Regions from separate parts of the Homo sapiens genome. Here region 2 is linked to region 1. A link is an interaction called in ENCODE POLR2A ChIA-PET data of the cell type or tissue named here. Cell type or tissue: PC-9. All regions are shown on one strand. Links, peaks and the distances in the headings refer to the core of each region. The heading gives the core; the rest is flanking DNA. Region 1 overlaps LYPLAL1 (lysophospholipase like 1). Region 2 overlaps LOC105372926 (a long non-coding RNA gene).

What was found. Peaks named below come from ENCODE experiments on the same cell type or tissue, not always from the same donor. Only the 100,000 strongest peaks of a DNase experiment are listed, where the experiment ranks them.
Region 2: POLR2A ChIA-PET joins it to region 1 with 8 read pairs; 1 of 35 experiments calls an interaction of 5 or more read pairs at or near these places.

What each region holds. Positions count from the first base shown.
Region 1 is chr1:219,176,739-219,185,087 of GRCh38, forward strand. It overlaps LYPLAL1 (lysophospholipase like 1), which reads left to right. Exons shown (of 5, transcript NM_138794.5): 2 at 2,409-2,508. Among named protein-coding and RNA genes, the nearest start is that of LYPLAL1, 7.0 kb to the left of the region's middle. RefSeq lists an enhancer at 825-1,114. In PC-9, for the core only: no CTCF peak of the experiment used is centred there; no DNase peak of the experiment used is centred there; H3K27ac peaks cover 766 bases.
Region 2 is chr1:219,766,782-219,775,130 of GRCh38, forward strand. The region is part of intron 5 of LOC105372926 (a long non-coding RNA gene); the gene reads right to left. Among named protein-coding and RNA genes, the nearest start is that of SLC30A10, 160 kb to the right of the region's middle. RefSeq lists enhancers at 5,297-5,466, 7,175-7,234. In PC-9, for the core only: no CTCF peak of the experiment used is centred there; a DNase peak (open chromatin) is centred at 4,490; H3K27ac peaks cover 817 bases.

The DNA.
Region 1 (8,349 bases), core at 314-8,313:
AAAAATAGAACCTTTGAATTTCTGTGGAGATTCATAGATTCTATTTTTGAGCTCTAGACAAGTTCATCTAACTGCCTGATAGACATTCATTCATGAATCCATTCATTCAAGAAATATATCACAGCCTCCATGTGTAAGGCACTGTTCTGTGCTCTGATCATACAGCAATGAAAAAAACAAATCACTGCTCTCATGGAGCTTATGTTCTAATGAAGTAAATAAATACTATAGTAGAAGGTAGTAAGTTTTATGGAAACAAGGAAAGCAGGATAAGGGGATTCTTCCATGGATGAGAAGTTGGAACAGTGTTACAATTTTAAATAAAGTAGTCAGGTTATGCCTCACTGCAAAGATGACAGAAGATGAAACTTCACAGCTAGACTTAGACTTGGCTTTAAAGCCAAGTCGGAGGCTCCAGGGTAGGGTCCTTGACATGTTCAAGGAACAGCAGTAAGGCTAGTGTGTCTGGAGTGAGAAGAATAGGAAGGGATATCCAAGAGGGTACTGGCATCCAGGTAGTGTAGGGCAGGGGTTGGCAAACTTTCTGCAAAAAGTCAGGTAAGCATTTTAGCTTTTGTGGGCCATGTAAGGTCTCTTCCCCATAGTTTTCCCTTCTCTCTCTTTTTGAGAAAGGAGTCTTTAATAATGTAAAACTCATTCTTAGCTTATCCTCCTTAAGGACCCTAGGCTGGATTTTGTCCTCCCCTCTAGCTGTCCATAGTTGCTCAATCAACCCATGGTATAAGACCTTGTATGCATTACAAAGAGGCACCTCACACTCAACCTGTGTATGCCTGTTGCTTATGTTTCCTGTCTAGGCAGGTGTCTAGTATTGTTCACCCAGTTACTCCGGCCAAAAGCCTGTTAGTCATCCATGAGACCTTTTACTGTTGACCCTTTATAACAAATCCGTTGCCAATCTCTATTAATTTTACCACCTAAATTTCTCTAGTATCTGTTTCTATCTACATCATCGCTGTAGTCTAAGCATGAACAGTAGTTTCCTAACTGATCTCTGTACATCTACTTTTGCTCTCTTTCAATTCTGTCTTGACACAGCTTCCAGATTGATCCTTTAGAATCATGCCAACCTTTCTGTCAGAAATATTCATGACTTCTTCATGAACAGATTTGTCACGTTCCTACAGTTTCTCTGGTCTCATTTTATAGACACTGCTCTTTTCATTCTCTGCTTTTCAGTTCTTACATGTCATACTGCTCCCTCTTATCCAGAATCCTGGCACCTGCCCTTTCCTCGCCCTGGGATACTTTTTTCTTCTGCCCTGCACTTCTCACCATCCTGTAGACTTTAGTTCAAACCATTCAGCAACTATATTTGGATACCCAGTTTTTGTCAGTCCTGTTCTAGGCACTATGTGAACAAATAACTCAGATAAAATACATCATAAACTTCCTCTTGCAGAGTTTATAGGCTAGTGCATTTATTGTTGAACTCCATAAACCCAGTCAGTTGTGAATAAAATAAATATTTGCAACACCAAGTGTCTCATTTTTGAAGCAGGTACATTTGCCTTTCACATTTATTTGTGTGATTTTTTGACTAATTTCTGTTTTTCACAATATGCTACACACTCCATGAGAATAGGGACTCTATTCCTCCCTCACCCCACCATCATTGCCTCTCTAGCAGTGAACACAGTGCTTGACACATTAACAGGGATTCAATAGGCAGTTTTTGAACTGATACCTTAATGAGTTAATTGATTAAAAAATTAAAGTTGTGACCTTAATTTCCTCCTCAGGACTCCATAAGATGGACTTATATTTCCTTCCATTTTTTTCTGTAAATACATATACATTAATATTTATATGGCTTTTTATTACTTACCAGCTTTGGAGTAGATAATTCTTCTTTTAGGTCATGTAAACATGTTGTCAAAATTAAATTATGATTTTTTCAAGTTAAAATAAAATTACACTGAACACACATTTTGGACTTTTTTTAACCAAGAAAATTAGGTTCTTCTAACTACAGAAGTTTAACAGTCACTTTAGGAATTTATTACTATTAAGAATATGATAAGAAATGACTATTAAAAGTCACATATAAATACAGAAATAAAATTTTTTTTAGAAAAATCAATTTATTTATTTATTCCTGTACTACCCACTAAACAAATTAGGTAACTTAAAACTTAAGCTTAAACAAGATCTTCAGAGTAATCAATGGTGAAGCCAGGAGTAAAATAATCAAAATTATTGCTAGTTATTGAGACCTAGTTAGTTAATTCATATTAGTAAGTCAGTTTCTATATGGTTATTATGATGTATGGAGCTTTTTTAAATCCTTTATTCCATCCTCTGTGTGACATAAAAGTTTTAGACTGCTTTGAAATGCATTGTATTACTAAAATATTTATTTTAATCTAGATTTTTTGATTCATCAGGTGATTCTGGACAAGGATTAAGAATGTGGATCAAGCAGGTTTTAAATCAAGATTTAACATTCCAACACATAAAAATTATTTATCCAACAGCTCCTCCCAGGTATGCAGTAATTTATCTCACTTGTCAATATAACTCTGTGGCATAAAATATATATAGAGAGATGTGCCAGCTAGGTGTTCTTTAAGCTTAATTTTGTATTTAACATACTTTAAATTAGAGTACTTTGTCCCCAGAATGTATTCTTTATTGCAGTTACACTGTTGGACCAAGTTTTGCCAGGTGAGTAATTTATTCCCTTTCTGTAAAGCATTCCCTAAAGCTCTGAATTTAAACTGTGTCCCAAGCATGGCTTATGTAACTCTGCTTCCTCTTGCCCTGCAGATTGCTCAACTTTCATACTTCTTCCCTACATTCACCCCAAAAGGAAACTTAATAACTCCAACAAGTATAATCTTTCTAATAATTTAGTTAAGCCAGAATTCATAATCTCTGGGAAAGGGTTTTATGGCATTCTTTCCACATTTAAAAGGATTATCAAGAAACAATGTTATGCTTTTTTAATCAGTAAACCAGAATAGGAAGATAGAATTGACTACTTAATAAATATTTAGGTTATATAACCTGTAGGTGTGTGCAAAAAATTCACAGTAATAAAACTGCTATAGTTTTGAGGTCAAACTACTCTTTGTAAATATTAAATTAACATCTGCATAGTCTTTTATTCGGAACACATGCCGTAAATCAGGGATTGGGATTTTTTTTTGGTTAAGTGAAATGATGTGTGGAGCTACGCCCCAATCTGATTTTTCTCATAATCTGTTCTTGATTTTTTTTTGTTTCTTTTTCTTCTTCTTTTTTTATTTTTTCCAGACAGAGTCTCACTCTGTTGCCTAGGCTGGAGTGCAGTGGTGCAGTCTTGGCCCACAGCAGCCTTTGCCTCCCAAGTTCAAAGGATTCTCCTGCCTCAGCCTCCTGCCTAGCTGAGAATACAGGCATGTGACACCACGCCCAGCTAATTTTAAAGACAAGGTTTTGCCATGTTGGCTAGGCTGGTCTGGAACTGTTGACCTGAGGTGATCCACTCACCGCGGCCTCCCAAAAGTGCTGGAATTACAGGCATGAGGCACTGCACCTGGCCTGTTCTTGATTTTTTTCTTATCAGGCATACTATGCAAATGCCTTGCTTTATATTTTCATTAACTTAGTATTAAGGAGAAATAAAACCAGAACTTCAAGGACGTTTTTATATGTACTAATAAGAATTTACTTACTTTAATTGATAGAATTGAAAAAGGGAGAACAAAATGATAATGTAAGACTGAAGACTCAAAGGAGTTATTATTTAAATGTAATTTTAATAGAGTTTAAAAGTTTGGTAATCTAGTTAAAAGACCCAATCACCAGTGGTTATTTTTGTGCTATAAATTGCATGTCTTTGAAAATGTCAAAAAAGCTTCTTGTTACTGATTTTTAGGATAGTTGAAGTTGGAAGGAAGAAACATAGTGGTATTTCTGCAGGGATGAAAGATAAGTTCATTTCTACCTAAATATAAATACAATTGTCTGATTAATCATAAGACCACTGAAAACCTTATTCTAGGAATTAATATTTTTTATCTTAAGAATTTCATGTCATTACCAATTGTGATAGGAATTCTAGGCAGTATTTCTCAAACTTTAGGCCAGAGTTATTTCAGAAAATCCAAAAATCTCCATGTGCACTAAGCATTATTTGTGGGTGCTGTTGTGATTTAGTAAAATATGAAATCATTGGACCAGCTTCATGGTAACTTTTTGTTACACAGTTTTATAACCAATAGCTATTTGAACAGATCATCGAACGTTTTAGACCATACTCACCAATAGAAATGTAATATGAGCTACATATAAATTTAAATGTTCTTGATACCACATTATAAAAAGGAAGAAATACGTAAGATTGATTTTAATAATATATTTTATTTAACCCAGTATATTCAAAATATTCAACATGTAATCGGTATAAAATTATTAAAGTGATATTTTATATTTTTTACACTAAATTTTTGAAAATTGGCATGTTTTACATGTACGACACATCTTACTTCTGATGCTAAATAATTACACTGAAATTAAATAGTAGTAAAAATTAGGTTCCTCAAGTTGCCCTGGCTACATTTACGTGCTTCATAACCTTATGTGGTTAGGGGCTGCCATTTTCTACAGCTTAGTTTTAGAACTTAAAGAGGAGTTCCCATATACAGTAGATTGGGAGCCACTGTTCTAGATCAAGTCATCATTTTTACTTATTGGTTTGCTCAAGTTTTCACTTATTAGTAGCAAAACATAGAAGATTTCCAACACATTACTTTAAATATTAAATTATTTAATTGCAATAGAAAATGAAACTGGCATAAACAAATTTGAGAACAAACATAGTTGACTCTTAATAAGCATAAAAAGCATAAGGCTCAGTTTGTGGGAGCAAAAGTGTGAGGGTGTGCAAGAATGAAGCCTCTTGATCTGGACCATTTGGTCTTCCATGGGCGTTAGATATAGGAATACATGGCTTTGGTTAATACTATGAGGCAATTCAGTGGAGGTCAGTTAAGAGAGATGATATCATACTTAGTATATTATAATTAGCTGATTTTTTTCCTACCTTATGCTGGACTAATTTTCTAGAGCAGTTTATATGATACTTACTTCTGTATCCCTACAGACACTGAGGGATACTGTATCTCTAAGCACTTAGCATAGAACCTGACAAATAGATGTTTAGTGAAGATTGAATAAATATCTTGCAGTATTTGCTTGTTGTTGTTATTTAAAATAGTGTAATAGGAATGAGTAATTGTGGGTATTTATATATAATACTAATATTTTAATTGTGTAATAGTTTATGCCTATGTGAGGTTTTAAAAAGTGTATTTTGTTGTGGTAAATAACCTAAGAATTGTTGTTCATAAGGGGTTGCAATTACTTGTCCTAAGACTTGACCCTGCAATAGATTGAGTGAGCACCAGATTATGGGCCAGTTTTAACTAATGAGTCTCAAATTGAGGAGCACTGCGGTATCATTAAGCCTGTAGCTTTTAACTGGTTTCCAGACTTCAGAATGCTGTTTGATAGTATTTTATTAGAATGCTCTGGCATTCATGGTGTACTTTGCTGTTTTAAGACTTCTGACTGGTGTTCCTAACACATTACCCTGTTTAGGCAAGCAGTTTGGGCATAGATTTATTGTCGTTGCTTTTGTAGCATAATATGGCTTCATTTGCGGTTTTAAGGATAGTTGCTACCTTCCATCTATTATGGCAATGTTTCTTGTGCTGCTAATAAGAGAGATTCTGGTGTCATCTACCTTGCTTGCTACCTTTCCGGTGACGTCAAAAGGAGGCATGTGATAGATACGTGCCTTCCTTAACTCTCACTCTTTTTAATGTGATTGGTACAGGATAAAAATGAATTTTAATAACCTTTTTAAAAATTTATCAAGGTTTCATGCTTTAACATGTTGCTACATACTTTCTGATATTGTCCACATTTCTGGTATTTATTCTCTCTCCTGATTTTTTTCTTTCACCACTTGTAAACCCATAAGTTTTTCTGTACTATGGATATTTCATTGACTATGTTATTCCTATAAGGTATATTGAAGATATCACTTGGCTTGTAAAATCATTCCATTGATGGCATGTAAATGATATTCAGGGTTTACCTGCCTGTTAGTTGGCCAGTTTTGTCCTAGAATGTATCTAATCTCTTGTTACATGGAAGTGATGCTTACTATTATGTGGCTTTACCCAAGCCAGTATTTATAGAAATGAGTGAAAATGAAATGTATAAAAGCAGGTTAAGCTTTATTAACTTTGGTACACTATGCCAAGCATATTTCCAGAGAGGCTGTAACAATTGACAGCCTCACCAGCAGTATTCAAGATTCCCATTTGTCTCACATCCTCCTGAACACTTTCCATTGTCTTTTTAATTTTAGCCAAACCAGTAGATGTGTAATGGTATCCTATTGTGATTTTTATTAATATTTCTTTAATACTAATGATGTTGCACACTGTTTTATGTGCTTATTGAGCATTTAAATATCCTCAAAAGAAATGCCCACTCAGATTATTTGCCCATTCTTTTATTTGGTCATCTTTTTCTATTGATTTGTTGGAGTTCTGTAGTTTTTTGGATACAGTTTATTATTGTTGTTGGATATATGAATACAAATACCTTCTCTTTGTGGTTTGCATTTTCACATTCTTAATGACATCTTGTGGACATAAGTTCTAACATGTTTCTTTAAAATTTACAGTGAAATACAGAAATTGTATGTGCATAGTTAATTTTGATAAATTATAGTACAGAGAATTTTGGTAAAATTATGCACCTATTTACCTCAATTAAGTTGGAGAATATTCTCATCACCCCAGAAAGTTTCCTTGTGCTTCTTTCAAGTCAACTCCCATCTCATGTATTATTGTTTGCATATCTATTACTGTAGCATAGTTTGGCTTGTTCTTGAATTTCAGTTAAATTGAGTCACTTAATGAGTGACTTAATGGAATCTTGTGTCTGGCTTCTTTTATTCAAATTGGTATTTTTGGGATTCATCTATATGTGTGTATCAATAGTTCAATTTTTAAAATTCTAAGTAGGTATTATATAAATATAACACAGTTTGTTTATTTATCTACTGTTGTTGCACGTTTGGATCATTTCCAGTTTTGAGATCTAATGAATAATGCTACCATAAATATTCTTGTTACACGTCTTTTTGTGAGCATAATTTGAATTCTTATCTAGACTCTATTCCATTGGTCTAATCTTATAGTAGTACAAAATTGTTGTAATTATCACAGCTGTATAGAAAATTTTGAAACCAAGTGGTGTAAGTTTTGCTCATTCTATGTTACTTGCATTTACGTGTAAATTTTAGAACCTGCTCTTCAATTTTACAAAACACCTGTTTGGATTTTGATTGAAATTGCATGGAATCTAGTTTGATTTAGAGAAAATAGATGCCTTCTAATACATACACATGGTATGTCTCACCATTTACTTAGGTCTTTATTAATTTCTCTCAGAAGTGATTCGGAGTTTTTAGTGTAGAAGTCTTTTGCTAAATTTATCTACAAGTATTCTGTTTCTTCATGTTATTGTAAATGGAATGTTAAAAAACTTAATTTTCAAATTGTTGCTAGTACAGAGAAATAAATTTTAGTTTTTTATTATGTCCTTGTATCCTTCTATCTTTCTAAATTCACTTATTTCTAGTACTTACTTAGTATATTCCTTATGAATTTCGTGTGTGCATTTTATTTCATTGTCTTGCTTTTTTGGACTTGTTTGAACTTCCAGTACAATGTTAAATAGAAGTGAGTACTTCCTTCCTGTGTAATCTTAGAGGGGAAGTGTTCAGTATTTCACTGTTAAGTGTGATGTTAGTTCTAGGGTTTTTTGTATATATGCCTTTTTTTTATATTGAGGACATTTCTTTGCCTAATTAGCTGAGAGGTTTCTTTGTGAATTTATCAAATGCTTTTCTGTGTCCTTTGAAATAGTCATGGTTTTTATCTTTCATTTTGTTAACACAGTGAATTACATTAATGGATTTCCAAGTCTTAAACCAACCTTACATTCCTGGGATAAACCCTTTTGTAATGTATTATCCTTTTTATATGTATCTAAATTTGTTTTGCTAATACTTTGGTAAAGAATTTTATGTCTGTGTTCATGAGGAATATTGTTCTGTGATTTTCTTTAATGCCTTTGAAAAACGTTATCATCGGGGTTATGCTAGTCACTTAAAAGCATTGGGAAGGATTCCCTTCTCTGTGTCTGAGTTTATGTTATTTCTTCCTTAAATATTTGATAAAATTCACTATTGAAATTACCTGGACCTGAGATTTCCTTTTATGAAGGTTTTGATAATGAATTCAATTTCTTTCATAGAAC
Region 2 (8,349 bases), core at 233-8,232, 590 kb after region 1:
AGAGCACAAACAGACAATCTAAGGTCAACCTCAAGGAACTAGAGAAACAAGAACAAACCAAACCCAAACCCAGAAGAAGAAGGGACATAACTAAGATCAGAGCAGAACTAAATGAAATTGAAACAAAAAAATATATAAAAGATAAATGAAACAAAAAGCTGGTTCTTTGAAAAGATAAATAAAATTGATAGACCATTAGCAAGATTAACCAAAAAAAGAAGAGAGAAAATCCAAATAACCTCACTAAGAAACAAAACAGGAGATATTACAACTGACACCACTGAAATACAAAAGATCATTCAAGGCTACTGGGAACACCTTTATCCATATAAACTAGAAAACTTAGAAGAGATGGGTAAATTCCTGGAAAAATAAAACCCTCCTAGCTTAAATCAGCAAGAATTAGATACCCTGAACAGACCAATAATGAGCAGTGTGACTGAAATGGTAATTTAAAAATTACCAACAAAAAAGAAGTCCAGGACCAGATAGATTCACAGCAGAATTCTACCAGACAGTCAAAGAAGAATTGTTACCAATCCTTTTGACTCTATTCCACAAGATAGAGAAAGAAGGAACCCTCTCTAATTCATTCTATGAAGGTGGCATTACCAAAACCAGGAAAGGACATAACCAAAAAAGGAAACTACAGACTGATATCCTTGATGAACATAGATGCTAAAATCCTTAACAAAATACTAGCTAACTAAATCCAACAACGTATCAAAAAGATAATCAACCATGACCTAGTGGGTTTCATACCGGAGATGCAGGGATGGTTTAACATATGCAAGTCAATAAATGTGATACACCACATAAACAAAATTTTTAAAAATCACATGATCATCTCAATAGATGCAGAAAAGCATTTGACAAAATCCAGCATCACTTTATGATTAAAACTCTCAGCAAAATCGGCATACAAGGGACATATCTTAATGTAAAAAAGCCATCTATGACAAACCCACAACCAACATAACACTGGATGGGGAAAAGTTGAAAGCATTCCCTCTGAGAACTGGAACAAGACAAGGATGCCTGCTCTCACCAGTCCTCTTCAACATAGTACTGGAAGTCCTAGCCAGAGCAATTAGACAAGAGAAAGAAATAAAGGGCATCCAAACCGGTAAAGAGGAAGTCAAACTGTCACTGTTTGCTGACAATATGATCATTTACCTTGAAAACCCTAAGGACTCCGGAAAGCTCCTAGAACTGATAAAAGAATTCAGAAAAGTTTCCAGATACAAGATTAATGTACACAAATCAGTAGCTCTTCTATACACCAACAGTGACCAAGCAGAGAATCAAGTCAAGAACTAACCCCTTTTACAACAGCTACAAAAAATAAAAATAAAATAAGATACTTAGGAATATACCTAACAAAGGAGTCGAAAGGCCTCTGCAAGGAAAACTATGAAACACTGTTGAAAGAAATCATACACGACACAAACAAATGGAAACACATCCCATGCTCATGGATGGGTAGAATCAATATTGTGAAAATGACCATACTGCCAAAAGCAATCTACAAATTCAGCACAATCCTCATTTGAATACCAGCCACCATCATTCCTTACAGAATTAGAAAAAACCATTCTAAAATTCATATGGAACCAACAAAGAGCCTGCACAGCCAAAGCAAGACTAAGCAAAAAGGACAAATCTGGAAACATCACACTACCTGATTTCAAACTACACTATGAGGCCATAGTCACCAAAACAGCATGGTACTGGTGTAAAAATAGGCACATAGACCAATGGAACAGAATAGAGAATCCAGAAATAAACCCAAATACTTACAGCCAACTGATCTTCGACAAAGCAAACAAAAATATAAAGTGGGGAAAGGATACCCTTTTCAACAAATGGTGCTGGGATAATTGGCTAGCCACATATAGGAGAATAAAACTGTATCTTCATCTCTAACCTTATACAAAAATCCACTCAAGATGAATTAAAGACTTAAACTGAGACCTGAAACGAGAAAAATTCTAGAGGATAACATTGGAAAAACCCTTGTAGACATTGGCTTAGGCAAGGATTTCCCCACCAAGAACCCAAAAACAAATGCAATAAAAACAAAGATAAATAGCTGGGACCTAATCAAACTAAAGAGCTTTTTCATGGCAAAAGGAACAGTCAGCAGAGTAAACAGACAACTCACAGAGTGGGAGAAAATCTTCACAATCTGTACATCTGACAAAGGACTAATATCCAGAATCTACAATGAACTCAAATAAATCAGTAAGAAAAAAACAAACAATCCCATCAAAAAGTGGGCTAAGGACATAAACAGACAATTCTCAAAAGAAGATATACAAATGGCCAACAAACATATGAAAAATGTTCAGCATCACTAATGATCAGGGACATGCAAATTGAAACCACAATGCGATACCATCTTACTCCTGCAAGAATGGCCATAATCAAAAAATCAAAAAACGGTAGATGTTGGCGTGGATGTGGGGACCAGGAAACCCTTCTACACTGCTGGAGGGAGCGTAAACTAGTACAGCCACTATGGAAAACCGTGTGGAGATTCCTTAAAGAATTAAAAGTAGAACTACCATTTTATCCCGCAATCCCACTGCTGGGTATCTATCCAGAGGAAAATAAGTCATTAACTGAAAAAGATACTTGCACACACATGTCTATAGCAGCACAGTACACAATTGCAAAATCATGAAACCAACCCAAATGCCCATCAATCAACGAGAGGATAAAGAAACTGTGGTATTTATATGCAATGGAATACTACACAGCCATAAAAAGGAATGAATTAACAGCATTTGCAGTGACCTGGATGAGATTGGAGACTATTATTCTAAGTGAAATAACTCAGGAATAGAAAACCAAACATCGTATGTTCTCCCTGATATGTGGGAGCAAAGCTATGAGGATGCAAATGGATATGAATGATACAATGGACTTTGGGGACTTGGGGGAAAGAGTGGGAGGGGGGCGAGGGATAAAACACTGCAAATATGGTGAGTGTATACTGCCCAGGTGATGGGTGCACCAAAATCTCACAAATCACCACTAAAGAACTTACTCATGTACTCATGTAACCAAATACCACCTGTACCCCAATAACTTATGGAAAAATTTAAAAAATAAAAATAAAAAAGTGGATGGCCAGAGCTTTGTTAGAGAGAATGCTGGGCCATATTCAGTTGGGGTATCCAATGAGTCTCTGGGATGACAGCAATAATCTGGCCTTCTTATTTCTCCAGCTTCACCTCACACCATTTCCCATCTTTTTTAAATTGTTGTTCTAGCCATATTGCACTGCTTTGAGTTCCATTAATCTGGTAATCTTTCATATCTCTAGACCTTTGGATCTGTACCACTATCCAAAATGCCTTCCCCAAGGTCCTTTCTCTGCCTGGTTAAGTCCTACTTGTCTTTCCTCTGTAATAATGAAGGTAATATTAGCATATACCTCAGAGGGTAATGTGAGAATTAAGAGAGATTATCCATGTTATGTTCTCAGAACAGTATCTGACCTCTCATAAGTACTCGACACATTTTAGCAACGGTCATTACCCTTCTTTCCAGATTCAGTTCAAGTGTCACCACTTATGGGAAAACGTTCACGAATCCTTTCCTCCCTATTGGTTGTCTATCCTATGTATACACACTGCATACTGAACATGTCTCTGTCATAATGATAATAATAATAACAATAATAATAAGGGCTAGCATTTATTGACTTCTATGTTCAGACTCTGCTCTAACAACATTTAATCTTATACTACTTCATCCTCACACGAACATTATGAGGTGTTTGAACTATTAGTCCCATTTTAGAGAAGAGCCAAGAGACAGACTAAGCTACTTTCTATGGTGTAACAGCTAATAGAAGGCTGAATCAAAACTCAGCCACAGTTTTCTTGTTTGAGAGTCAGTGTCTTATACTTTATTTACGTGGGATTTTATTTGCTATCTTGTTGTTGCTATTACTCCCTGTTATCTTGCAAGTTTTTCAAAAACAGGGATCTTTATTTTTTGTTGTTATTGCTGTTTTACCCAGACCCAGGCCCTTTGTCTTGCACAAAGCACTTGCTCAATAAACGTGTGACAAATTAATACAGACACGAATTTCCACCACACGAAGAGTGAAATGAGGACTAAAGAGTCTTATCAAAATAAGTTGATTCAGGAGAGCAAGGAGTTTATGGCTCCCATTTCCTGCCCACATTTTATGGTGAAGACCAGGATCTGGATGATGAGAGGTTCTGCCTGACTAAAATTCAGCTGCAAATACAGCCTTATAATCCCCATAAACAAAGACGTGGTGTAGTCTATGGCTGTGCAAATCCAACAGAGGAAAGTAGTTGGACAAGAGATGACTCTTCCCTGTGAAAGAATCTATTTAGCAAGGAAACCAACCATAGAATGACTCATGCCTGGATTGCCTTACCTCTCCTTCCTGCCAATCCACGTCCATCACTGCCTTGAACTCCAAACGCCCCTCCAAGGTGTCCCTGACTCACCACACTCACATGAGAACATGTGCTGGCCACATTCCTACAGTTCTCGGGAAGACTATTTAGACCACATTAGTGTGCCCTTGTTCATATGCTAATTCCAATTCATCCTCTGTGTTCAACCATTGTAGCTTGTCTCCTGGGTTCAGTTAGAAACAACAAAAGCTTAGTTGCCTAGCCTGGCCCATGATAGACCCTCAATAAATACTGGATGAACAGATGAGAACAAAAACATGGAACTGATTCAATGCAACTCCCTCTTTTTGTTCCCATCCTACCCATACATTGACTTATCATCAGCATTCTGACAAACCCTGGAACCTACATTCCATTAGAACATTTATTGCTCTCTGTTGTAATTGTACAGAGCCTTATAATGTAAATGTAATTGTAACCCAACCCTCTTTTTTTTTTTTTTTTGAGACGGAGTCTCACTCTGTCGACCAGGCTGGAGTGCAGTCGCGCGATCTCGGCTCACTGTAAGCTCCACCCCCCGGGTTCACACCATCCTCCTGCCTCAGCCTCCCAAGTAGCTGGGACTACAGGCACCCGCCACCACACCCGGCTAATTTTTTCTTTTTTTTTTTGTATTTTTGGTAGAGACAGGGTTTCACCGTGTTAGCCAGGATGGTCTCGATCTCCTGACCTCGTGATCCGCCCACCTCGGCCTCCCAAACTGCTGGGATTACAGGCATGAGCCACCGCGCCCGGCCTCCCAATCCTCTTTTTGTCCTCAGTAGCAAATATGAAGCTGTTACATACAGATACTGAATAAAGGTTAAGTAAAATCCTTCACTCATTCAACAAATATTTATTACTCTAAGCTTGGTGCTAGTATATCAGACCTAAAATTTAGAGTGCCACCTTAACATCTTTGAGCCGAGATGTTAAGGTGGCCCTTTAAATTTTAGGTCTGAGCCAGGTCCCAAAAGGCCTACCCATGAGTTCTCTTGCTCTCACCAGATATACCCAACCCAGCAGGAAACAGACCCCATTCTGCTAGTTTCCCACCAGCCCAATCATCTTAACCCCATTCAGTTTTCAACTTAGTGGATTTTATCTCCCTAACAGCACATGAAATTATTCAAACAAGCCAATCACATCCTCGCTTGGTAACCAGGGGTCACCTCACCCTGTTGATACTACAAAGCCTGCCTCCCACAGTCCCTGCCAGCTCATTCTTCCTGAGTGCAACCCCATTGGCCCTGCATGGCAGGCAGTGTCCTCTACCTCCAGAGTGAATAGATGTGACTATTAAACTGCTGTCACCCTTATCTGCCCAGTGTCAAGTGTCTCGTGCATGACTATCTCACACTATGTGGAGGGGGATCCCTCCTTTACCACTGGGATAAATAGGATGTAATCAGAACAGTTAGATGCCGGGAATCAGCTATAATCACGTTAAGTGGGCCCCTCCCCACTAAAATCTGAGGTTCCTGTTCCAACCAGATGACAAATTTACTGACTCCCTCTCTTGAAATGAACCCTGAATTCCTAAGAGGGAAGCTATCAATATGGGAGAGGAAAGAGAATAAGCCTTTAAAGAGAAAGGGCTATGGGGAGGGGCAAGGTCTGGTAGGGGTAGCTCTAGCCTGGGCAGGAGGCATCTAGGCAGTGTTGTAGGCTCTGAGAATAGAATAAGGAATAAGGCAGAATTCCTGCCTTCAAGGTAACCATGTTCTAAGAAAGGGAAAACAAATTACAATAGCAAATGAATAAATAACATAATTTTCAGCACCACAAAGATAAAAGAGGGTAATGCACTAGAGCAGAAATTAGCAAACCATAGCCTCTGGGTCAAATCCAGCCCACTGCCTATTTTGGTGCAGCTCACAAAGTAACATTTTAAATGATTGAAAAAAAATCAAAAGATTAATACTTCATGACATGTACAAAATTCAAGTCTCAGTATCTGTAAATAAAATTGTATTGGAATATAGCCATACTCACCCATGTAGGAATTATCTACAGCTGCTTTCACACTACAGTGACAAAGTTAGGTTGTTGTGACAGGTCCTGGATGAACTGAGAAGTCATAAGTATTTACTATCTGACTCTGTGAAGAAAAGGTTTGCTTACTTCTGTCCTAGAGAGTCACAGGGGTGGGAATGGGAAGCAGAAGGCTGGCAAGGGCTGCCTGCTCCAAAGAAGTGACTCGAATTGAAAGCTGAACAATGACAAAAAGGAAGCCAAGTGGAGGCCTGGAGGGAAAATCTTCCAAGCAAATCAGCAAATACAAAGATGTCAATGCGGGAACAAGGTCGGTGAGTTCATTCATTCCACAAGTCATCTTTGAGACCAACTCTATGCCAAGCACTGTTGCAGCTATTGAGGATAAAGCAGAGACTAGGTAGAAGTTGAGTATCCCATAGACAAAATGTTTGGGACTAGAAGTATTTTGGATTTCAATTTTTGGAGGACATTAGAATACATGCATTATATCTGAAATACTCCAATGAGCATTTCCTTTGAGCATCATATCAGTGCTCAAAAACATCACATTTTAAAGCATTTCAGATTTTTGATTTTCTGACTGGGATGTCCAATCCCTGCAAAGATTCGTCTAAGAAGAAAAATCACCAATCATGTGGGAGGAAAATCGGAAGAGTGTGGTACCCACGAAGACCAGATAAGAAAGTGTTTTAAAAGGAAAGTGAAACACCACAGTGTGTGTGACTGGTAGGCAAAGTAGGGAAAAAACATAATCAAATAGATGTGGTCAGATGGAGTCTCTAGGGACCTTAACAAGTGTCACAAGTGGTGGTAAATAGAATCTGTTTAGAATAAATGGAGAATAGAAAAGGACATGAGAAAGTGAAGATAACAAGTACATAGACAATGGTTTTAGCAGGTCTCTTAAAAGTAGCAAAGACTTGCAGCAGTAATTAGAGAAGAGTGCTGGGGAAAGGGCAGGTTTTAAAAGATGAATCTTATTAGAACTAGCTCATGTGCTGATTGGAATGATGCAGAAGAGGAGGAAAACTGGTAGTGGAAACAAGGAAATGGTAAATAAGGAGCCAAGTCCTGTAGAAGGCAAGAAGCAATGTGATCCAGGAGAGAAATAAAGGGAATATTACCTCTGGTGAAAAGGCCCATTGTTAGGTGATGATCTGTATCATCATCTAGATACACATGCAAGTACATGGGGCATACTTATGGACCTAACTCTCATCTTGTTCTTTCCATATTCTCTGGGAAGTATGAGATGAGGCAACCAACTCACAGCAAGAATGAGAAAGTGAACTGACTAGGGATGTTTGTAGGATAATCAGGCAGGGTGGAGTATCCAATTGAGATTTGTCATCATTACGCATTATGAGTATCTCCAATAACATGATTCAGGAAGAATGCCATCAGACCCTTGTGATTCTAAGTCCTGTGCCCTACACCATGAGATATGGTTTGGCTCTGTGTCCCCACCCAAATCCCATCTTGAATTGTAGTTCCCATAATCCCCACGTGTCATAGGAGGGACCCAGTGGGAGGTAATTTAATCATGGGGGCAGTTACCCTCTGTTCTCTTGATAGTGAGTGACTTCTTTTGAGATCTGATGGTTTTATAAGGGGCTTTTCCCCCTTTTGTTCTGCACTTCTCCTTGCTGCCACCATTTTTTTTTTAATTATACTTTAAGTTTCAGAGTACATGTGCACAATGTGCAGGTTAGTTACATATGTATACATGTGCCACGCTGGTGTGCTGCACCCATTAACTCGTCATTTAGCATTAGGTATATCTCCTAATGCTATCCCTCCCCCCTCCCCCCACCCCATGACAGTCCACAGAGTGTGATGTTCCCCTTCCTCTGTCCATGTGTTCTCATTGTTCAATTCCCATCTATGAGTGAGAACATGCGGTGTT